Linked DNA regions of Homo sapiens: region 1 is linked to region 2. A link is a loop called in an ENCODE intact Hi-C map of the cell type or tissue named here. Cell type or tissue: HepG2. All regions are shown on one strand. Each heading gives the region's core, and the rest is flanking DNA. Links, peaks and the distances in the headings are about the cores only.

Region 1 (12,421 bases), core at 2,447-10,446, 310 kb before region 2:
TCATCCCTTTATTCTGCTTTATTTTTCTTCATTGCATTCATCATTATATTAAATATTTGTTTGCTTATTTGCCAACAACTTCCTGCTGCCAGAACATAAGCTCCATGAAAGCAGGGATACGTCTGTCTATTCTGCCCAGAATAATGCCTAGTGTCTATATCACAAGTGCTCAGATAATATTTATCAAATGACCAGTTACTCACCCTCCTTTATGAGGTGTCAACCTATCTCCACTTTACAGGTGAGGAAACTGAGGCACAGAAAGGTTCTATTACTAGTCCCAAATCATGTAACTAGAATGTGGCAAATATAGACTGTGAACTAAAATCTCTCTGACGCCAAACTCGGTGTTCTTTCTATCGTACCACACTGCCTCTCTTCTGAAACACAGTCCTTTGTGAAACCATGTGGGAAGGGAGCTTAAAAAGGGAAGAGACTCCTCGGAGAAATAAGGAACCTGCACCCTCCTTCTCCACCTCCAGTTCTCAGCTGATGTTTTGTGACATTGAAATTGGGGCAATACCAGCTAGAAACATTTATTGATTTCAAAGCCAAGAACACTCTAAGTGCAGTATTAAGGCAATTCCATCCTAGAATTGAAATTTCTGGTGGCAGAAAAAAAAGTTAAAGCAAATCTCAAGGTGACAGCAATTATAGTATTTAGAGTTTAAGTCCTTTTTGGAAGAAGGCTGGAAAGTAATGGAGCAATGAATGAACCATTAGTGTAAAATTCAAAACCAAACAAAGTCAATTCATGGCCTAGTACAAAACTTCAAAGAAGTTCCAGAAAATCAATTAGCTGTTGGTTATTACACAGAGCAGTAAACCTCATGTGAGTATTTCAGAGACAATTAAAAGTATCAGGAGTATAAACAACTCAGAGTTCAACCAGACCAAGAATTAGCAAACTTTTCTGCAAAGGGGCAGGTAGTAGATATTTTAGGCTTTCAAGCTATATCATCTCCACAACTACTCAACCCTGCAGTTGGGGTGCAAAAGCAGCTGCAGCAATATGTAACCAAGTGAGCATGGCTGTGTTTCAATAAAACTTTATACACAAAAACAGGTGGTGGGCCAGATTCCACCCATGGGCTGTGTATAGTTTGCCGACTGCTGATCTAGAACAATGTGCTTCTGTGACAAATGAAGTAACAAAGACATGGACAGATGAAATGACTGTCGCAGCCAGTTATGAAAGAGAGAAAAGAGAAAGTCATTTAACATTCATTCAACAAAGCTTTATTAAGCATGTATTAGATCCAGGCTATTCTAAACACAGGAGAGGCAATGATAAAAGAAAGAAAGAAAGAAAAAGAGGTTTTCTGGGTGAGATTCCTGAGACTTCACATTCCAGCAAGGGCAGCAGGCAGTAAAACAAAACAAATAAATAAATAAACATAAATGAATGAGAGGCCAGGTGCATTGGCTCATGCCTATAATCCCAGCACTTTGAAAGGCTGAAGCAGGCAGATAGCTTGAGTCCAGGAGTTCGAGACCAGCCTGGGCAGCATGGCAAAACTCTGCCTCTACAAAAAAATACAAAAATTAGCCTGGCATGGTGGCACGTGCCTGTAGTCCCAGCTACTTGGGATGCTGAAGCAAGAGGATCATTTAAGCCTGGGATGCAGAGGTTGCAGTGAGCTGAGATCCTGCCATTGCACTCCAGCTTGGGTGACAGAGCAAGACCCTGTCTCAAAAAACATAAAAAAATAAAATAAGCAAATGAATAAGATACCATCAGGCAGCAATAGTGCTATGACTATAATGAAAACGAAATGTGGCAGGAGGCGGTTTTGGGCATGGGGGTGGGGTAGCAATTAAATCGGTTGTCAAGGAAGAATGGAGCCCAAACATAAATGACAAAAAGTTGCCATCCATGGAGAGATCACATCTAGTAAGCTCATGGCACGTGCACTCAAGCTTCCCAGGCTGTTTCTTGCAGATGTGGAAACCGAAGCTACAAGAGCAGCAGGATTGGTGTGGTCCGGAAGGATTCCTGTGGTGTGGCATGGTCCGGGAGGATTCCCAAGTCAGTTCTCTCTGGCTCCAAAGCTTAGACTCTTTCTTTCACACCCGCACATTCCAGTCGTTTCACAGAAGGATGACTCAGAAATTCCCTCAGAAATTTAAAACACCGTCTTAGTCTGAAGTGTTTGGTTTGGGGCTGGAACACATACTAAAATTTTGACTAGATATTACAGCATCAAAAACTGCTCTGATGACCAGATGACTGAAATTATTAAATTTTGCACTTTAAAGAATGAACTAGTCTTTTTTCTTAAAATATTTCATATTTTATTTCTAAAGGAGATAAAAGAGAAGCTTTCAGCCTGCTACTTTCAAGCATCTCATCTGCAGACAAAATCTTCATGCATAATATTTATTCCCAATAAATGAAAAACCAAAATGAAATGCACTTTTTCTGTTTTAATATTGGTTTTTGAAGTACTAGAGACACGTTGATATGCTATATGAGAATTTTGAGTAGCTACATGCAGCTTGCTGATTTGTTCAAGGTGATTGTGAGGCAAACAATTCTCATTGTCTTTTTTTAATTTCAATGTGAGTGTTCCTTATACTTCCTCTCTTCAACCAGTGATCCATTAGGAGTAAAAATTAAACAAAATATGACTAATCATAGGAACAGTTCCACCCACTGGGGGGCGTTCACACCCACCAGAGCATGGAGTGGTGTTTAGCTGAAGGACAGACCCCTACATATGCTCACTCCATATGCACCTGCAGCAACCCAACTGTTCCTTTTAGAGGGAAGAGAATATTTAAATAAGCATTCTGTTCATTGACTGTTATGAGCTAGGAGACAGGGACTTTAAATGTCTTTAATGAGAAGGCCCAACCCTATTGCTCAGGCCCAGGCCCAGCTGGCGGTGAGTGAGGCTTAGAGGATGAAAAATATAAAGAGGCACCACTCTCAGGGCTGACCCCACACAGGAGCAATTCTGAGAGTGGGTGCTGCCTTAAGATATAGGAGTTAAAAACAAATTATTTAGGCAGATAGTGAGGGTAAGGAAGTCCTCACTAAGGTTTTCCTTTTAATGAAAAGCAGCCCCAAAATCATTTTCTTTTCTAACAAAGAGCAGCCTGTAAAATCGAGCTGCAGACATAGAAAGGGAAGCTGGAAGTTTGCACGGGTGAATGCCGGCAGTTATGTCAATAGAAATAGGCTACCTGGGACTAGGCATGATCAAAATTTGGCTCCATCTTCCTGTCTCTTTGCCAGCCACATGTACAATAAGGAGCAGGCAAGATCCTGGCCAAGTGGAAAGCCCATTTGCATAATAAGATCAGGGTGGGGCTACCAGCCTTTCACTTCGTGCTATGTATATGTCACACCTTGTGGAACTAATCTGTGGGCCCTATGTAAATCAGACACCACCTGCTCAAGCCTGCCTATAAAATCTGCTGTGGTATGCCTCAGGCCAGTTTTTCCCTTTCAGATGCCCAGATGTCCATCTCTCTCCTTTCTTCTGCCTATTAGACTTTCTGCTCCTTAACCCATCCATGTGTGTCCGTGTCCCTAATCTTCTTGGCGCCAAATGACGAACCCCAGGTATTTACCCCAGACAATGATGCTGCTTCACTTATGTTTTGTACCCTACTCACCTCCCCCAGGGCCTGGTCCCATCCCCCTACACCTCCCCACACCACCCCCCACCCCCAACACACACACAAACTGCAACTCAATCTTTCCATAAGTCAGTGGTTAGAAATAAAACAGCTGCTTGCTCCTAAAACCTCCCAAACCAGAGCTGCATTGAACTTGCTGGGCCTGTGATGGGGGTTTGTGCACTGGGTGCTGGTGCTCTTGGCTTGTGTTGGCTCATGTTAGTCACCACCACCTGTGTCTCTCTGATGTTGGGTTTTACTGTATCCTTATGATAACTTGGGTGTTAACAAAAAAGTTTTCTTTTTTTTTTTTTTTCCAAGAAATTCTCTTTTATCTTGCAGAAAGAAAAGCACTTTAGGAGGAAAACTCAAAACAACAGACGTCACTGATGGTTGAGACTCCCCTACAACTGAAACCAGTTTTTAAATGATGGCTCTCTTAAGCCAGAAGGAATTCCCAGAGGCCCTCAGGTCCAGCCTCCAGCATCCAGCTAATTGTAGCTCAGCAGCTGCATCTCGGGCTGGGCAGCAGGGAGCTGCTGCTTCCTCCTTGCAGTATACTGGGAAGTCTGTGTCACTGCAGAATGCAGGAAATAATATTTACCTTATACATTTGACAGGTTGTTAGGAAGACCTGAATAAAGTAATCTACATTGTACTACTTGAGCGCTATAAAATGAAAGAAGTTACTTAAAATCTCTAGGAGTAGGCGGGCGCAGTGGCTCATGCCTGTAATCCCAGCACTTTGGGAGGCCAACGCAGGTGGATCACTTGAGGTCAGGCATTCAAGAGCAGCCTGGTCAACATGGCAAAATCCCATTTCTATTTTAAGAAATTACAAAAAATTAGCTGTGCATGGTGGCATGTGCCTATAATTCCAGCTACTTGGGAGGGTGAGGTGGGAAGATCGCTTGAGCCTGAGAGGTGGCAGTTGCAGTGAGCCAAGATAGCGCCACTGCTCTCCAGCCTGGACAACAGAGTGAGACTCTGTCTCAAAAAATATATATAAAATAATAAAATAAAATCTCTAGGAGTAGTTAAACTTTACATCTCTTCATTACTATTTCAGCATATAGTCAACTGTGTGGAGAAAGTTTCTCCCTACTTCTAATTAGCTTCCCGTGCTGCATATCTTATCTGTCCTCTGAAGGTAGATAAAACCATGTTTGAATCCAAACTCCACCATTCTTAGCTGTGTGACTTTAGGTGAGTCGTCTAACCTCCCCAAGCACCCCATTTCCTTATATGCAAAGTGAGAATGCAATGTCTCCTTCAAAGGGCTATTATGAGGGTTGAGTGCAACAATGCAGATTAAGTACAGGGAACACTGGCATTGTTCATAAACAGTCTCGCTGCCAAAACAAAACATCAGAGTTACTCAAGATCCATTTCATCCTCTTGTTCTTCTCCAGAGTTAACACTCCTGTTGCCTCTAGCTCTTCCCAATTCTCCAATCCCTGATTTTTAAACTAGTGATTCTTGAGTTCTTTAGGGTTCTCAACGTTATTAAGAATCAGATGAAAATTTCAGACCCTCTCCACCGAAAATTTCAATGGCAAACTTTTGCATACAATTTCAGGAGGCTCAGGAACCTTTCAAAGCCCATCCATGTGCCCCTTCCCTGGTGAGGAGAGTGGACCCCAGATACGAAACTCAGTTTTGAGAATCCCCCTACGGCCCCCACCCCCTCAAAGGCAGCATCCCAGAAGCCGCCCTCTCTGCAGTTTCTGGTTCCTGCTGGCCTCCTACCCTAAGGATGCAAATTATCAGCAGGCCAAGGCATCTTGGAGGAGCCTGAGGTTTAGGAAGAAAGAATCAAGCTAAGAAGTGGACCTCAGCACAGCCTGAACCTGGCAGAACGAAGGCCCAATTACCAACTTCAGACTTTCAAAATGTCAGGTCCAGTTTATTGGAAATCTTTCTCAGCTAAGAGGCATTCACAGAACCAAGAGGAGAAGTTGAGACAGAGGCAGGAGCTACCATGGCTGGCAGATGGGAGGCATCCTGGAACTTACAACTGATGCAGGACAGGCAAGCCCCAAAGTAGGGCTTGGCCCGCCAGGGTTCTTGGCTTCACCCAGGAAAGAACTCAAGGGCAAGCCGCTGGCAGGGTAAAAGAAAACAGCTCTATTGAAGCGGCAATGTTGCAGCTCCAGTGGTGTTACTGCCCCGTGACTGCTCCAGCAGAGCAGGGCTACCCCACAGGCAGTGTGCTGAGGGTAGCAACTCAGGGCAGTTTTGCAGTCATATTTATACCCATTTTTAATGACATGTAGATTAGAGGGTGGTTTATGCATAAATTTCTAGAGAAAAGGTAGTAACTCCTGGGTCATCCGGTCATTGCCATGGAAAGGGGCAGTAATTCCCTGGTGTTGCCACGGCAATGGTAAACTGACACAGCATACTGGTGGGCGTGTCTTATGGAAAGCTGCTTCCACCCTGTCCTTGTTGTAGCTAGTCCTCAACTTGGTCCAGTGTCTGGTATTCGAGCCCTGCCTCCTGAGAAGTCCCTTGACAGTATCGCAAAGACCCCAAAGGACAGGTTTAGGAACTCTTTCAAAAACCTATTCTCCCCTGATGGAAAAAGACCTTTATGGTAAAATACACATCTCTTCTACAAACAAGCTGCTGAAAGCTGGCTATCACTATCTCCAGCCATGACCATAGAGAAACCATTCATTTGGGGGCGCTCAATTAGACATATTTTGAGTTCAGACAGAGGTCCAGATGAAAGATCCCCTAGAACAACCTAGGAGAGGTGATGGAAGTCAGACAGATGGCTGAGTTGGCATTCTACTTTTCTGGAGGTTACTTAACTTTTCTGAGCCCAAGTTTCCTCATCTAGGAAAGATGGGTAACTCCCATATCCTGCGGTTGAGTTGAGCATTAAATGAGGTGATATACGTAAAGAGCCTGGCATATAGTAAGCTCTCAGTGAATGACAGCTGCCATTATTATGGTTATTAGTGTTACTCATGGGCAAAGGGGATTGCAAAAATATTCCCATTCACTAAACATGTGTTAAAAGCCTACCTTGTATAGCAGTAACAGGCAATATGCATACAGGATCAAAGGAAGAATGAACCACATTCAGATAATTACATTCTTTATTTACCACCAATTGTTGAGATGCTATTTGTTCTTGTAGGCCTCTAAGGACCTCCCTCTTGCAGAGAACATTTAATGTGGTTACCCCGTGGTTGAGAGATTACAGCTACTTTGGGGCCAGATGAGAAATTCTATAGTTAGACTTTCGTTCATTCAGACCGGCCTTTGCCCTTGTTAATCCTAATTAATAAGAGTTTGCTATAAAGAAGGAAAACCAAATTGACTGGACACCTGTGAGCTAGAAGCTTTCACAGATACTTATTTTTGTTTTGTTTTGTTTTGAGACTCTCGCTCTGTCACCCAGGCTGGAGTGCAGTGGCATGATCTTAGCTCACTGCAACCTCTGGCTCCCGGTTCAAGCGATTCTCCTGCCTCAGCCTCCTGAGTAGCTGGGACTACAGGCACATGCCACCACACCCAGCTAATTTTTTGTATTTTTATTAGAGACGGGGTTTCACCATGTTAGCCAGGCTGGTCTCGAGCTCCTAACCTCGTGATCTGCCCACCTTGACCTCCCAAAGTGCTGGGATTATAGGCATAAACCACTGCACCCAGCCTTCACAGATATTTTATTTAAGCTTTGCAACTCTGCTAGGAAGGTATTATTACCCTCATTTATGAAATGAGAGATTTCAGCTTAAGAGAGAACACTCTTTGTTTGAGATCACAAATAGAACCTCTGGGATTTAAACACAAATCACTAGGACACACCGTTCAGCAAACTGCCTTAGCCTGTTTCCCTCAGAAAGGCCACTTAAGCCTCCACAGCCCTGGTAACAGCTGGAGAGAGTTCAGGCCATTTCAGAGACACTGTGTGAGGAGGCTGAGGGGGACAAGAGAGCAGAAGACATTTCTCCACCTCAGTGGTCCTGTTAGAGAGAAGTTGTATTGGACACTTTTAAAATGGCAAAGAAGACTTTACTCAAGACTATTACAATAAGGGTCAAGACTATTGCAATAGGAGAGAGAGGCTGAATCAACTCCAAATACAATAGGGGCCGCTGAAGATTTCTAGCTAATAGGCAGGGTGGGGGAGAGGATGGAAAATCACTAAGAGAAACTCTGTCAGGTATCAAGGGTAGAGGGGAGGAGAAACTTGATTGGCCACAAGGATGCAGGGATTCTCAGTAAACTGGCTTAGCAGGATTCTTGCCAAAACTGGAAAGAAAAAAAAAGTTCCAATAATATCAGAAAATAAAAAAAAATTAAAAATAAAATAAATAAATAAATAAAATAACTGGCCTCAACAGGCCAAAGATGGGGGCTAAGGATGAGGCCTAGACAAAAAGATGGCTTGGAGGAGCCTGACTAAAGTTTGGTCAAGGAGGGAGTTGTTGTCCTTCCAATGTGTTAGACTGCAAAAATGGCCACAGGTCTCCACTCCTCCCCGTACCCATGTCTTTTGTAATGTGACCCAAGCAATTCCCATCAAGAGCGGAAATCTCTCTGCACCCCTTGACTCTGGGCTGGCCTTACAGCTTGCTGTAACTGGTAGAAAATGGAGGGAGCAGCACAGTGTCAGTTCTGAGCCTAGATCTCAAGAAGGCCTGCTTTTGTCCACGCTTGTTCTCTCTTTCCCTCTCTCCCGCTCTCTCAGCAGCAACCAGAGGAACCGAATAGCAGATCCCAGCCCAAAGTGCTAACCTATAGAATCATGAGCTAGATAAATAGCTATTATTTTAAGCCACTAAATTTGGGGGCTGTTTGTATGAGGCAGTAGATAACTAATACATTCTAAAATGTGTCCACAAATTGAAATCATTTGAGAAGCCTTAAAACATACATTGATGGGTAGGTTTCCCCCACCCCCACCCTGCAGAGTTTCTCATTTACTCGGCCTTGTCTGCAACCTCCACCCTGGGGGTAGGGGGGTCTTAAGGTCCCCCAGGTGATCTCAATGTGTAGCCAAGGTTAAACACCACTGCCTTAGCTCCCCTGGCCTGGGCCATCCTGAAGCAACCCAGTTGGACTCTCCAGCTGTGCAGAGGATTTGCAGGAGGTACACAGGTCAGTTACAACGTGAGCTATTATCAGATGCAAGGGCCCATGGATCAAAGTCAGTGTTTCTCAAATTTTAATGTGCATCCTGATCACCTGAGGCTCTTGTTAAATTAAGATTCTGATTCAGTCGATCTGGGGTAAGGCTTGAGATCTTGCATTTGTAACACACTCTCAGGGGATGCTGAGGCTGTGGACTCTACTTTGCTTGGTCTATGAGATCTTCTTTACACTCACTCCTTCCAAACACCCTTTGTAGGCTTGGCAGCTGCCTCTTAGCTGAACTTTCTCAGATGTACTGTTGTAGCCTAGAGGAGAATAATCTCCAAAAAGTTGCCTAGCCTTGGGGTGGGCTGCTCAGCAGCCTCTTGGAGGGGCACATAGACAGGGCCTAGGGCTCTTCTTGGCTATTTTATACTCCCATGGAATTGATTCTAGAACAGGGGCTTCTGACAAATCTAAAGAAGAGTACTGTATTGGTTTGCAAGGGCTGCCATAATGAAATACCACAGACTGAGGGGCATAAACAACAGAGTTATTTTCTCACAGTTCAGAAGGCTAGAAGGGCAAGGTCAAAGTACCAGCAGGGTTGGTTTCTCCTGAGGCCTCCTCCTTGGGTTGCAGATGACTGAATTCTCATTGTGTCCTCCCATGGTCACACTTCTGTGTGTGTCTGTGTCCTAATCTCCTCTTCTTACAAGGACGCCAGTTATATTTGACTAGGGCCCACACTAGTGACCTCATTTGAACTTAATTACCTCTTTAAAGACCACATCTCCAACCAAATACAGTCATGTTCTGTGGCACTGAGGGTTAGGATTTCAACATATGGGCCGGGCATGGTGGCTTACGCCTGTAATCCCAGCACTTTGGGAGGCCGAGGTGGGCGGATCACCTGAGGTCAGCAGTTTGAGGATTTCAACATATGAACTTTGAGGAGATACAATTTAACCCATAACAGGTATGCACTTCCCATTCTTCCCGTGTGGAACTAGCAGCAGGACCAATCTTACCAGTTGCAGTCCTGCCTGGCAAAGCTATGGGTGGGAGGTAGCTTGCAAGGCTGTGAAGCACTTTCAAAGGCAGAAGGACCAGTACAATAAAGCTACATTTGAAAATGAAGAATAAGCTAGTGTGGCCAGAATGTATACAGAACACCTGAAGTAAAATAGGATTTTATCTCCAAAGCAACCATGCCATAGCCTGAATCCAGAGTGTTCTAGGCAGACCAAAAGCATGGAATAAAAATTGATTCGGACTGAGGAAATGGTAAAGAGATACTCACAAAACACCCAAGACCACACCACGGAGCCACAGAATCATTTGGAACAGGACTCCTGGGAACAAAATGCTGCCAAAACTTAAGGAGGAAAGTGGGGAAATTCTCTGAGTGCCAATGCAGCACCTTTGTCATCTTACCTTCTTACTGCTTTGTCATCTTACCTTCTTACTGACCTAGTTAACCTCCTTTCCTCACTTGAAACATGAAGTTAAATCCACTGCCTCAAAGGGTTACTATGAAGATTAAATCACAAAATGTATGTGATGGAACCAGGCTTATTGATGTGCAAATGTGTCAACATTCCCAGCCTCCATCCAACTTTCTCCACTTTCCTAACCCTCATCATACCCTGTCTGAAGAATTTTGCTCAGCTTTTCCTCACCCCTGGTCTTTCAGGGGAGTTCTATCTCTGCCCCATTATCTGGCTTTTTGTGGTACAAATTGGGAAGGATGAAGGGAGAGAGAGAAGCAGGAGAGAGGGAGAAGGCAGAGAGACAAGGTTCTTGTCTTTTTTTTTTTTTTTTTTTTTTTTTTTGAGATGGAGTTTTGCTCTTGTTGGCTAGGCTAGAGTGCAATGACACGGTCTCAGTTCACTGCAACCTCCGCCTCCTGGGTTCAAGTGATTCTCCTGCCTCAGCCTCCCAAGTAGCTGGGATTACAGGTGCCTGCCACTACGCCTGGCTAATTTTTGTATTTTTAGTAGAGACAGGGTTTCACCATGTTGTCCAGGCTGGTTTCGAACTCCTGACCTCAGATGATCCACCTGCCTCAGCCTCCCCAAGTGCTGGGATTACAGGCATGAGCCACTGCACCTGGCCAAAATATTTTAAGAGAAAAATCTGAAGCCACCAGGAGTGGGGTTCAAACCCACACAGACATATGTCCATTGGCTCTTAAGTCCAGTGCCTTTAACTACTTGGCCATCCTGGTACAGGTGGTTCTTGCCTATTGAGTCAGTCCCCGGGACAGCCCTTTGGTATGGACAGTCACATAATTAGCAAACAGAGGAGAAACTAAAGCTGATGCCAGAGGCTTTAAGTCTGTCCGCCTGGTAAAGATCTCAGGGACAGGAGATGCAAGGAAGAAAAGAAAACAGCAGCAAAAACACTAAAGCTAAATGCCAGGGAGCACTGTGGAGTAATTGCCAAGTAAGAGGTTCTGAAGTAGGCTGCAGAGTGTGGGAGACCAAAGAAGGAAAGGCAATGTTGAGAGATCTACTGCAAGGCTTGAATTCAATCATTTTAATGTTCTTTGAGAGATGGCAGTAAAGACTGAAATTTCTGCTTAATTACTTTTGGTTGTTAGAATTTGTTTCTTAAAACATGACTCAATGCAAGAGGCTGGTATGCATGAGACCCTGGGTTTTGTTGGAGGGAGGTGTATTATCTCTGTATCTAATCTCCCTTTGCAGAGTCTCTTCTTTTGCACTTAGTAGCTACTTAATAAATGGTAGATTACCATTGTTATTATTATTATCATTAGCCACCAACCTCATGCTCTGGGGCTGAGATTCACATTCTTCTCAGACATAACTTGATGTTTTGGAAATCCTCCCTCCTGCCATCTCCTGAAAGACTCACCCTACAGACAGTTGGTTTTAGAATGACTGGAAGAAAAACTGGTTTGACCGCGTTAAAGCGAAACAGGCAGGAAGCCATTAGCATGGGGTTGTTTCTGTACCCAAAACCTTCTTACAAGCAGACTAAAACTTAACTTAGAGGCCTTCCTTATAACTGAGTAATTCTGAATTGCGCTTCAGCCAATCACAGATGGTCAACCAACCGACTGGTTATATAACTAGGGGATCTCCCATTCGACCATACCCAGGTAAGGCAAATGCTGCTATAACCAATCAAGTCATTTCTTTATTTCTGCATTCAGCTTATAAAACCTCGCTGCCGTGATGCTGGAGCAGAGTTCTCTGAACCTCATCCAGTTTTGAATGCTGCCTGACTCACGAATCCTGTAATGCTCAAATAAACTGTTAAATGTATCTTGTCTAAAGTTTTTATTTTAACAGCTGGTTACCACTTGTCTCAGCCTCCTGAAGAATCCCAACAACAGGCTCTATTCCAGAGACTTTCGAATCCAAGGCAAAGATATCTCTACTCTAACCCATAGACTCCTGGGCACAGTAGAGTCATTGGAGAATCCACAAATCCACTGGCTCTTTAAACCTTGCCTATGTGCTGAAAAAATATTTTAGCCAATGTACAAGCTATTTTTGAAATGTATGTACTGCTACTAGAGTCAGAGTACTTTCTGTCATTTTCTATCTTCTTAATATATACTTTTATACAATTGCATTGTGTTAAAAAGAGACCCAAAATATTCTTCATGTAAAAAGTGTTCTGATAAACAAACAAAAAATGCTAGTAATCTCTGATATAGAGAATCTAATCTCTG
Region 2 (12,421 bases), core at 2,429-10,428:
GAGCAATCTCGGCTCACTGCAACCTCCGACTCCCGGGTTCAAGCGATTCTCCTGCCTCAGCCTCCCAAAGTGCTAGGATTACAGGTGTGAGCCACCACACCCAGCCTATTTTTATATTTTGACCTTGATCTTTGCACCCTAACAAGTTTATTTTAAAAATCTGCTTGTCCTTATACAATCACAAGTTTGATTACTTAGTAGTGCAATCTGTTCTAAACCAGCTATCATCAGAAGTAGAGAGGTAAATATTACATTTGACTAAATCTAAGGTGCCATCGGTTGAAAACAAAGAAAGGAAAACTGCTGCCACTTGAACTATGACACAATGTCTTCACGGCAGTCCTGGGAGACATATAAATAAGTCACACTAGCTTCTTAAATCTCTGAACTTTTTCATTTATGTTGAGGAATACAGCAATTTCCCCTGCTTCCAGGTGCACTGCTTGGCATGTGATAGGCAATTCTTTCACATATTTCTCGGCAACAAAACTTAACACAGCATAATACATTTATGCTATCTTCCCTTCTGGGTTGCATAAAGCACTTGACTGTAGCTTTGCAAGAAAATCTGAAACTGTAAACATTCCTCCAAAGGTAAATATTTTGCTTCATATAAAATCAAATTTATACCCCGCCATTCTGCTTCCATGCCTTTCTTCATACACAGGTTTTTTGGTTTTTTTGTTTTGTTTTAATCTCAATGTTGAATCACAGTGTAAATTTTTAAGTGACATACGCAATGGCAAGTAAACCATGTGGTACTAACAGACTGTCAACTGTTGTTATAACAATAGTAACAGCTATGACCAGGTTCATACAAGTGCAGACAATGACAACATCACATCTGCTACTTGGATGATAGTAAAAATGTTAAGAACATCTTGATCTCAGAGATCTCAGAATGCCAAATAAATGTGAATCAATGAAATATAGTATCCAAATACTAATTTACTAATTATTTACATTTGACCTTGGATTAAAGTCAGTTACACTGTAATATTACCATTCCTCTTTCTCCATTTTGTAATAGGTAGCAGTGGACATCAATATATCTGGGATAACACAATCAGGAAAGGAAAATAAACTCTTTCGTTTCCTTTTTTTTTTGAGACAGGGTCTCGCTCTGTGGCCCAGACTGGAGTGCAATAGCATGGTACAATCTTAGCTCACTGCAGCCTCGGCATCCCAGGCTCAGGTGACTCTCCCACCTCAGCTTCCCGAGTAGTTGGGACTACGGGTGCCCACCACCACGCCCAGCTAGTTTTCCTATTTTTAGTAGACATGGGGTTTCTCCATGTTGGCCAGGCTGGTCTCAAACTTCTGGCCTCAAGTGATCCACCTGTCTCAGCCTCCCAAAGTACTGGGGTTACAGGCGTGAGCCACTGCACCTGGCCTAGTGACCTTTTTTTAAAGGCTACTGGGTAGAGATGACAACTATGTAAAATAATTTTGTATAGCTCCAACAACAATGTTCTACATGGAAATTCAAATCCAAATTCCTCATCTTGTCATTCAAAGACCATTACCTGATCCCCCCTTAGCCTGTTCCACCTTTTCTCCTCTCAGTTCCTTACTGCAAACTCATTCTCTCATGCATAGACTGTTGCTCCTAAAATCACTAGTAATACCACCTACATTATTAAACTATGGTATGCCAACTACATTCAGGGGTTATATTTGTCTTACCTCCTCCATATGAAGTCCTTCTAAGAACTCTGGCCCATACTGTTCTCTCCCCTTTCTCATCTCCCATGTTAAGGAAATGAATACGCCTGTGACTGAATGTGGCTCCCTGTCTTCACTTGATATTCCTCATCATGTGGTTCTCTAATTGTTTTATTTTATTTTAATTTTTTTTGAGACGGAGTCTTGCTGTCACCCAGGCTGGAGCGCAGCGGCGCAATCTCAGCTCACTGCAAACTCCACCTCTTGGGTTCAAGCGATTCTCCTGCCTCAGCCACCTGAGCAGCTGGGATTATAGGCACCCACCACCACGCCTAGCTAATTTTTGTATTTTTAGTAGAGATGAGGATTCATCATGTTGGCCAGGCTGGTCCCAAACTCTTACCTCAAGTGATCCACCCACCTCGGCCTCCCAAAGTGTTGGGATTACAGGCATGAGCCACCGGGCCAGGCCTGTTCTCTAATTGTTTTAAATATGAAATTCTTGCCTTCTTTAAAGGAAGAATCATGCAGTACACTGCCTAATTTGAATCATCCATAGGACAGTGCTGATAATAATGAGAACTAACATTTATTGAACAACTACTTTAATTTTTTTTTCTTTTTGGAAATGGGGGTCTCGCTATGTTGACCAGGCTGGCCTAACTGCTGGACTCAAAGGATCCTCCCACCACAGCCTTCCAGGTTGTTGGGACTACAGGCACACATCACCATACCTGGCTTAACATATGACAGGAAACAGGCACCTTACATGCATGTAATCCTAATAACAAAGGCAGGCATTGCACACGTTAGGAAATTAAGGTTTACAAAATCTATTTATCATCAAATGACTTGAATTAAAAGCTAAATCAAAGATAGCTATAAAACACATAGCTATTAAGGGTCTAAGTGCTTGCTTGAGCAGTACATTAACTAAAATTGGAACAATACAGAGATTAGCATGGACCCTGTGCAAGAATAACATGCAAATTCATGAAGTGTTCCATAATTTAAAAATAAAAATAAAATGTAAAGAGTATGGTATGAATAACAAATTTCACATGCATTATTTATATACATATACAAATGCTATGACATGACCCAGTCTTGTAAAGATTTAGCTAAAGTTCTTAACAGAACCCGCACTCCAAATCCTCGTACTATATATATATATTTATATAAATATTAATTTTACAGTAACACTAAACCCATCAGGATCCTACCATATTACTAACTCACTTCACCTGAACTTCACAGAAAGAGGATTTAAATATTAACTTCACTCTACCTTGCTATATGTAAAGTACACACCCAACAAGGAGACAAGACAAAGCCTGTACTCCTCTCACAATGAAGTCAAATAACTTGCAAGAGCCAACAGGTTTGCATTTCCTGAGCTAAATTCACATTGTTTTCACAAAACAAAAAGTACTCCCTTTTCTTGCCCAGAGGCAGTAAAGAAAGACAGGCAAACACAAACCTTTACCAGGAAGGAACTCAAGCTTTTTGACCTCACTGCTACTCAGTGGTTTTGGTGCAATCTAGCCCACTTCTCAGGAAGGAGATTTTCTTAGAGCAAAAACAACTCACCCACAATCAGCAATTAACAAGATTATTCAGACACTAAAAACCTTAAGCTATCAAGTTTCTGTAACAATCAATACCTGGCCTGATCCCACAGTAACTAGGTTAAAACTCTCTGATGAAATAATGCAAAATATTTCATTACTAATCGTTAAAACTCCTAATTTAGCATTGTGATGAGAAGCTTTATAGGTTATTCCATTCCTTCAAACAGTGATGCTATTTTCATCATTCTGATGCACATATTTCCTGATATCAATTGTCTAGTCTTACAAAGACATTTCTAAATTTACAACTAAGTAAATAATTAATAAATGTTCCCTTACTCCAAAGAACTACCAAGGTGTGCCTAATAAAATTCCTTCCAAAGCTAAAGATCTGGTTCGCAATTATAAAATAAAACTTAAGTACCCAAGGGAAGCAAAAAAAAAAAAAAGAAAAAACAAAAAACAAAAACAAAACCAACTGAAGAGTCAAAGAAAACATATAGTATCAATGCCAAAAACTCTGGCCAGGTGCAGTGGCTCATGTCTGTGATCCCAGCACTTTGGAAGGTGAAGGCAGGCGGATCACAAGGTCAGGAGTTCAAGACCAGCCTGGCCAATATGGTGAAACCCCATCTCTACTAAAGAAAAAAAAAATACAAAAATTTGCCAGGCATGGTGGCGGGCACCTGTAGTCCCAGCTACTCGGGAGGCTGAGGCAGAGGAATTGCTTGAACCTGGGAGGCGGAGCTTGAAGTGAGCCAAGATTGCACCGCTGCACTCCAGCCTGCACAACAGAGCAAGACTGTGTCTCGAAAAAAAAAAAAATAAGGGCCGGGCTTGGTGGCTCATGCCTGTAATCCCAGCACTTTGGGAGGCCGAGGCAGGCAGATCACGAGGTCAGGAGCCCGAGGCCATCCTGGCTAACACAGTGAAACTCCGTCTCTACTAAAAACACAAAAAATTAGATGGGCGAGGTGGCAGGCACCGGTAGTCCCAGCTACTCGGGAGGCTGAGGCAGGAGAACCTGGCGTGAACCTGGAGGTGGAGGTTGCAGTGAGCCAAGATCGCACCACTGCATTCCACTCCAGCCTGGGCGACAAAGCGAGACTACACCTCAAAAAAAAAAAAAAAACCACCTCTGTCTGGACAACAGAGATGGTTGCTAACCTTTCCAACCTCCATAAAACAAGGAATGGCCCTCAAAAGCCTTGGTATTTTTTCAGTTTTTCTTCCAGCAACAATGCCCTGCTGATCCAATTTATTCATGGAATAGAAACCTAAAGTAGCCATAAGAATATGGCTGTCTAAAAAAGATAAACAGCAGCTTTCTGTGGACACAGCTAAATTCCCTGAAATAGACTACTTGATAATTTTTGTGAATGATGCAAATGTCAGTACATGATGAAAATGCCTGTTTGAGTTTATTAACTGGCTTAAAGTTTTTAAAAACCATTAAAAGTGTTTAAAATTTAGCCACTATTATATCATGTAGAGGGGTTAAAACTGGGACTTAAAAACAAGAAAAAAAAGGAATTAATCATTATTTACTTTTTAAATTTTTTCCATCTCTTTCTTCACATGTACTAAGAGATTCCAATAGTACAAAAGGGTATAAAATGAAAAGGAAATCACCTTCTTCCCGACCTAGTTCTATTTCCCAGGGGCTACTACCATTAACAGTTTCTGTTATCTTTCCCGAAATTGTCTATGCACATGAATATATTTTTTCATATGATACATAATGTCCTATACCTTGCTTTTTCCTTATTTTAGAATACATTAAGACAATATTTTTCATTTCTTTGAATACATGTTCCAACTAAATATGAGAAATGAGGCTGACAAACATATCGAACACATCTCCAAAAATGAAGGAAAATACAATTTTTAACAACATATTGGTAGGGCTAATTGAAAAACTGGGAAAATATCAGGGAAAGATATGAGAAATCAAATTTACATGCTTACAGTTTTAGAAATATAGCAATGGTAAAATTTTAAGTTATTACTAGCTGGGTCTTCGTGTGTAGTTTCTATTTTTAATAAATAACAGAGATTGCTGGGTGTGGTGGCTCACGCCTGTAATCCCAGCACTTTACGGGGCTGAGGCGGGCGGATCACCTGAGGTCAGGAGTTCAAGACCAGCCTGGCCAACACGGTGAAACCCCATCTCTACTAAAAATACAAAAATTAGCTGGGTGTGGTGACAGGTGCCTGTAATCCCAGCTACTTGGGAGGCTAAGGCAGGAGAATGGCTTGAACCCAGGAGGCGGAGGTTGCAGTGAGCTGAGACTGCGCCACTGTACTCCAGCCTGGGCGACAAGAGCAAGACTCTGTCTCAAATAAATAAATAACAGAGATCAGAGAGGTGATGTGGGATTGGATTACAAAGGGTTCTAAATGTCAGGAAGAGTTTAGGTTTGATCTGATGAACAATGGATAATCACTGCAGGCTCCTCAGCAGGGAAGATATACGAAGGAAGAAAAGGCATTTAAGTGGATTAATCTAGCCCACGTGAACAACTGGTTCAACGTGGGATGACACTAGGAAAAGAAAGCTTGAGTTACAGGGCTACTGAGTAAACGAACTGTGACGAGAGAGGCAGGATGCTGGTAGGCAAAACATCAAAGTAGGACATACTCTGAACATCTCAAAGAATGAAGAGAGAAAGCTTAGTCATACATTTGCAATGGATGCCTAAGAGAATGCCATTGCCAATAACATAAAAGGAAACCAAACAATGTGATATACCACACCAACAGAATGAAGGAGAAAAAAAACAATGGTCACCTTGATTGATACAGAAAAACATCTGACAAAATCCAACACACATTCATAATAAAAACAATCAGAAAACTAGGAATAAAAGGTAATTCCCTCAACATGATACAGGGCCTTTATAAAAAAACCAAGAGTTAAGATCATATTCAATGGTGAAAGGCTGAAAGCTTTACCCCTAAAATCAGGAACAAGACAAAGATGCCCACTTTCACCACTGCTATTCAACACTGTACTGGAAGTTTAAGCCAGAGCAACCAGGCAAGAATAAAAAATAAATGGCACCTAAATTATAAAGTATAAAAAAGTAAAACAGTATTCACAAAATGACATGATCCTATATATACAAAATCCCAAAGATTCTGCAAAAAAGTTACCAGAGCTGGTAAACAAATTCAGCAGCTTCAAGGTAAACAGGCAAAATTCAGTTGTGTTTTTATAAAACAGCAATAAGAAATCAAAAAGGAAATTAAAAAAAAATTACATTTACAATAGCATCCTAAAGAATAAAATACTTAGGAATAAATTTGACCAAAGAGGTAAAAAACCTGGGCCGGGCGCAGTGGGTCACTGCTGAGGCTGGGTGCGATGGCTCACACCTGTAATCCCAGCACTTTGGGAGGCTGAGGCGGGCAGATTGCTTGAGCTGAAGTGTTCGAGACCAGCCTGAGCAACGTGGCAAAACACATCTCTACAGAAAACACAAAAATTAGTCGGGTGTGGTGGCGCGTGCCTGTAGTCCCAGCTTCTCAGAAGGCTGAAGTGGGAGGATTGCTTGAGCCCAGAAGATGGAGGTTGCAGTGAGCCAACATTGTGCCACTGCGCTCCAGCCTGGCAACAGAGTGAGACCCTGTCTCAAAAAAAAAAAAAAAAATTAGGCCGGGCGCGGTGGCTCACGCCTGTAATCCCAGCACTTTGGGAGGCTGAGGCGGCCGGATCACAAGGTCAGGAGATCGAGACCATCCTGACTAACACGGTGAAACCCTGTCTCTACTAAAAATACAAAAAATTAGCCGGGCATGGTGGCCGGCGCCTGTAGTCCCAGCTACTCGGGAGGCTGAGGCAGGAGAATGGCATGAACCCGGGAGGCGGAGCTTGCAGTGAGCCGAGATCGCGCCACTGCACTCCAGCCTGGGCGACACAGCGAGACTCCGTCTCGAAAAAAAAAATTGCTGGTCACGGTGGCTCACGCCTGTAATCCCAGCACTTTGGGAAGCTGAGGCGGATGGATCACCTGAGGTCAGGAGTTTGAGACCAGCCTGGCCAACATGGTGAAACCCCCATCTCTACTAAAAATACAAAAAATTAGCCAGGCATGGTGGCATGTGCCTGTAGTCCCAGCTACTCGGGAGGCTGAGGCGGGAGAATCCCTTGAACTCCAGAGGTGGAGGCTGCAGTGAGCCAAGATCTCACCACTGCACTCCAGCCTGGGCAACAGAGTGAGACTCTGTCTCAAAAAAAAGGTAAAAAAACTGATGAAAGAAGTTAAAGACCTAAATAAATTGAAAAACATCCAGGTTCATGAACTGGAAAACTGTACTAGTCAGAGTTCCCCAGAGAAACAGAAGCAAAAGGAGATAAATATAAGAGGTGAAATTTATTATAAGGAATTGGCTCACATGACTGCGGAGACTGAGAAGTCTCAAGATCTGCAGTTAGCAAGCTGGAGAACCAGGAGACCAGCGGTGTAGTGTTAGTGTAAGTATGAGACCCAAGAACCAGGAAAGTTGAGTGTGTAAGTTCCAGTCTGAGTCTGAAGTCCTGTGAACCAAAAGAGCTGATGGTTGTCTAAGTTCCAGTGCCAGGACCAAGGAAAATCAATGTCCCAGCTCAAGTAGTCAGGCAAGCAAAGTTTCCTCTTACTCAGCATTTTTGTTCTATTCAGGTCTTGATTGAATGAGGCCCACTACCCACATTAGGGAGTTCAAACTGCTCTACACAGTCTACTGATTCAATGTTAATCTTATCCAGAATCACGCTCACAGACACACCTAGAATAATGTTTGACCAAATGTCTGCATACATACCTCATGGCCCAGTCAACTGACACATTAACTTAACCATCATGAAGACAGTATTGTTTTTTGGAGATGGGGTCTGTCTCTGTCACCCAGGCTAGAGTACACCTCAACCTCCACCCTGTAAGCTCAAGCGATCCTCCCTCCTCAGCCTCCCAAGTAGGTGGGAACACAGATGTGTGCCATCAAGCCCAACTAAGATTTTTCATATTTTCGGTAAAGGTGAGGTTTCACCACGTTGCCCAGGCTGGTCTTGAACTCCTGAGGTCAAGCAATCCCCCCCGTCTCGGCCTCTTCCCAAAGTGATTACAGGCGTGAGGCACTGCGTCTGGCCACGAAGACTTAATACTGTGAAGGTGGCAATACTACTCAAAGCAATTCAAAAGTTCAATGTAATCCCTATCAAAATTCCAATGGTCCTTTGTGTGTGCGTGTGGCTGGGGGTTGCGGGGAACTCTAGTGAAAACCAGAAAACCTGCTAGACAAATTCTAAAAGAGCTGCAATGCTTTGGCCTTTCTTGCAGAAACAGAAAAGCTGATCCTCAAATTCACACAGAATTTCAAAGGACCTGGAAGAACTAAAACAACATTGAAAAGAAGAACAAAGTTGGAGGACTCACACTTCTTATATCAAAACTTAGTATTAATCCAAAGCTACGGTTATCATAACAGTGTAGTACTGGCATAAGGACAGATATATAGACCAACAGAATAGAACTGAGAATCCAGAAATAAACTCGTATCTGTGGTCAACTGATTTTCAACCAGAGTGCCAACACCATTTGATGGGGGAAAAATCATGTCTTCAACAAATGGTATTGGTACAACTGGATATCCACAGCAGAAGAATCACACTGGACCCCTACCTCACACAATACACAAAAATTCCTCAAAATGGATCAACAACCTAAATAAATAACTAAAACTATAAAATTCTTAGAACACAGAGATAAGTCTTCATGACCTTGGATTTGTCAATGGATTCTCAGCTATGACACCAAAAGCACAAGCAACAAAAGAAAAAAATAATAACACTTTTGAGCCAGGCATGGTGGTGTGTACCTGTAGTCCCAGCTACTTGGGACACTGAAGTGGGCTGATGTACTTTTCTGCATCAAAGGGCATTATCAAGAAAGTGAAAAGACAACCGGTATACAAATTCAAGAAATAAACACATACATCAAGAAATCCAACAAGAAATATACAGTGCTGGCCGGGCACGGTGGCTCATGCCTGTAATCCGAGCACTCCGGGAGGCCAATGTGGATCACCTAAGGTCAGGAGTTCAAGACCAGCCTGGCCAACATGGTGAAACCATCTCCACTAAAAATACAAATATTAGCCAGGTGTGTTGGCACGCGCCTGTAATCCCAGCTTCCTGGGAGGCTGAAGCAAGAGAATCACTTGAACCCAGGAGGCAGAGGTTGCAGTGAGCCGAGATCAGACCACTGCACTCCAGCCTAGGTGACAGAGCCAGACTCTGTCTTGGGGAAAAAAAAAGAAAAAAGAAATACACAGTGTACAAATTATCAAGAAAGTGAAAAGACAATGGGAGAAAATACTTTTAAATCATTTATCTGGTAAGAGTCTAGCATCTGGATGATATAAAAAACTCTCTTTGAACTCCCTTTAAGTCAACAACCAAAAAACGAGACAACCCAATTCAAAAATGGACAAAGAACTTAAAAAGATATTTCTCCAAAGAAGATATATAAATAGTCAATAAGTTTATGAAGACACTTAACATTAGCCATAACATTAACATGGCCAAATCAAAATCATGATGAGATGCCACTTCACACCCATTAGGATGACTGTTATCTAACAAAAACAAAAAATAACAAGTGTTTGATGAGAAAAGAGAAAAACTAGAACCCTTGTGTATTGCTGGTGGGAATATAAAACTTCCCCAGCAACCTTGGAAAACAGTCTGGCAGTTCCTCAAGAAGTTAAACATAGAATTACCATATGAGTCAACAATTCCTTCTAGGTATATACCCAAAAGAAGGGAAAACAGGTACTCAAATACAAGTATATGAAAATTCATAACAGAACTATTCATAATAACCAAAAGGTGTAAATAACTCAAATGTCCGTCAATGGAAGAATGGACAGGCAAAACATATCTATACATACAGTGGAATATTACTCAGTGATTAAAATGAAAAACTCATACATGCTACAACTTGAACAAATCTCAAAAACATTACAATAAACGACAGATGCCACACATAATAGGTCACATATTGCATGATCCATTTACATGAAATCTCTCTAATACGTAAATCTAGAGACAGAAAGTAGATTGGTATTGCCAGGGGTGGAGGGCATGGGGGAATAGGGAGTGACTGCTTAATGGTTACAAAGTTTTCTTTCAGGGTAATGAAAATGTTTTAGAACTAGACGGAATTGGTGATTGCACAATATTGTGAATATATTAAATGTCACTGAACTTGTACACTTGAACTTTTTTTTTTTGGAGACAGAGTTTTACTCTTGTCACTCAGGCTAGAGTGCAGTGGCATGATCTCCGCTCACTGCAACCGCTGCCTCCCGGGTTCAAGTGATTCTCCTGCCTCAGCCTCCCAAGTAGCTGGAATTACAGGTGCTCACCACCACATCTGGCTAATTTTTATATTTTTTAGTAGAGACGGGGCTTCACCATGTTGGCCAGGCTGGTCTTGAATTCCTGACCTCAGTGAGCCACCTCACCCAGCCCCACTTTAAAATAATTTTATGTTATATAAATTTTGCCTCAATTGAAAAAAAAAAAATCACCTGGGTGCAGTGGCACACACCTGTAGTTCCAGCTCTGCAGCAGGCTGAGGCAGAATGATCACTTGTGCCCAGGATTTTCAAACAGTAGTACACCACGATCATGCCTGTGAATAGCCACTGCACTCCAGCCTGAGCAACATAGCTAGACCCCAACTCTATGAAAAAACAAATGAATAAGGAAACCTGTATACACATCCCCACACAAAAGGAAAGAAGGAAGGGGGGAGGGAGGGAGGGAGGAAGGGAGGGAGGAAGAAAGGGAGGAAGGGAGGGAGGGAGGGGACACAAGAAAGTACTAACTTGGGCAAGAAGATTGAAAAAGAAAATGTTGTTTAGAAAATCTTCTTAGGGTTAAAGTGCCTACCAGCCATCATGTAGCATGCAGCTGGTACTTACTGAGGCAGATCTTTAGTTTGGTTTTGTGTGTCTGATATTTTGACCCCTGTTTTACGTAGAAAGCCTAGACGCTGGAAATAGTGCCATGCAGCCCAGACTCCAGCACACATCAGCCTCCTGGCAAATCTCAATCTTCCTCAGCATCAGTTTCCAGAATGGAAAATGAAGTACACCAAAAGCTTTGACAGCCCTGTATGACTATCAAAGGAAGTACTGCAAATAAATTGTTAGCAAAATGAAGAAATGCAATAGAAATGAAAAATACTGGGACTTGCCTGTTCAACTAAACTCCTCTAGAGTTTACAGTAAAAATACTGATATCCTGTGTTATAGTTTTGGTTTTATCACTTACTTGCTGTGTCACTTTGCAAATTCTACTTCCTGCTCATACTAAATTTTATTTCATAGAGTGCCTATGAGGGTTCAATGAAAAGTTATTAAAATTATTAAAGTGCTACATAGTCAAGTGGTAAGTCAGAAACTTTGGTTTTAGAAAGGCTTGTACTAAAGTCGGAGAAATGTTATGCTTCAAGTCAGAATGGCTTGAAGTCACAGCTCTGCTACTTATAATTCAATCATGGTCATAAGCTGCATTTCTCATCTGTAAGATAGAAGCAAACAGACTTCAGTTTAAAATCTCATACGAATAAAGAAAAAAAGAGATAGGTACCATGGTTCACGCCTGTAATCCCAAAACTTTGGGAGGCTCAGGCGGGAGGATCACTGGAGCGCGGGAGTTCAAAACCAGCCTGGGCAACATAAAGAGACCCCCCATCTCTACAAAAACTAAAAATATTAGCTAGGCATGGTGGCACATGTCTGTAGTTCCAGCTACTCTGTAGGCTGAGGTAGGAGAATTGCTTGGGCCCAGGAGGTTGAGGCTGCAGTGAGCCATGATAGAGCCACTGCACTACTCCAGCCTAGGTGACAGAGTAAGACCATGTCTCAAAAAAAAAAAAAAAAGACAAAAGAAAGAAAAGGAATAAATAAAATAAATCTCATATGAGGCCCTTATAAGGCATACTAACATCTGAGGTCAGGCACGGTGGCTCATGCCTGTAATCCCAGCACTTTTGGAGGCTGAGGCAGGATGACTTGGTTCATAAGTTTGAGACCAGCCTGGGCAACACAGAGAGACCCCATTGCTAAAAAAACTTTTAAAATTAACCACAGGCTGGGTTCGGTGGCTCACGCCTATAATCCCAGCACTTTGG

Evidence for each region. Hi-C counts contacts between places; a loop is a spot of excess contacts. Peaks named below come from ENCODE experiments on the same cell type or tissue, not always from the same donor. Only the 100,000 strongest peaks of a DNase experiment are listed, where the experiment ranks them.
Region 1: a loop joins it to region 2, with 12 times the contacts of the local background. A loop is called at or near these places in 2 of 110 quality-filtered maps.

Annotation. Positions count from the first base shown.
Region 1 is chr11:113,551,412-113,563,832 of GRCh38, forward strand. No RefSeq gene overlaps it. Among named protein-coding and RNA genes, the nearest start is that of DRD2, 82 kb to the left of the region's middle. RefSeq lists an enhancer at 2,304-2,805. In HepG2, for the core only: no CTCF peak of the experiment used is centred there; no DNase peak of the experiment used is centred there; H3K27me3 peaks cover 670 bases.
Region 2 is chr11:113,856,772-113,869,192 of GRCh38, forward strand. The region is part of intron 1 of USP28 (ubiquitin specific peptidase 28); the gene reads right to left. LOC124902821 (U7 small nuclear RNA) reads right to left here and starts at 8,542; the gene lies at 8,481-8,542. It also overlaps the pseudogene RNU6-1107P. In HepG2, for the core only: no CTCF peak of the experiment used is centred there; a DNase peak (open chromatin) is centred at 5,850.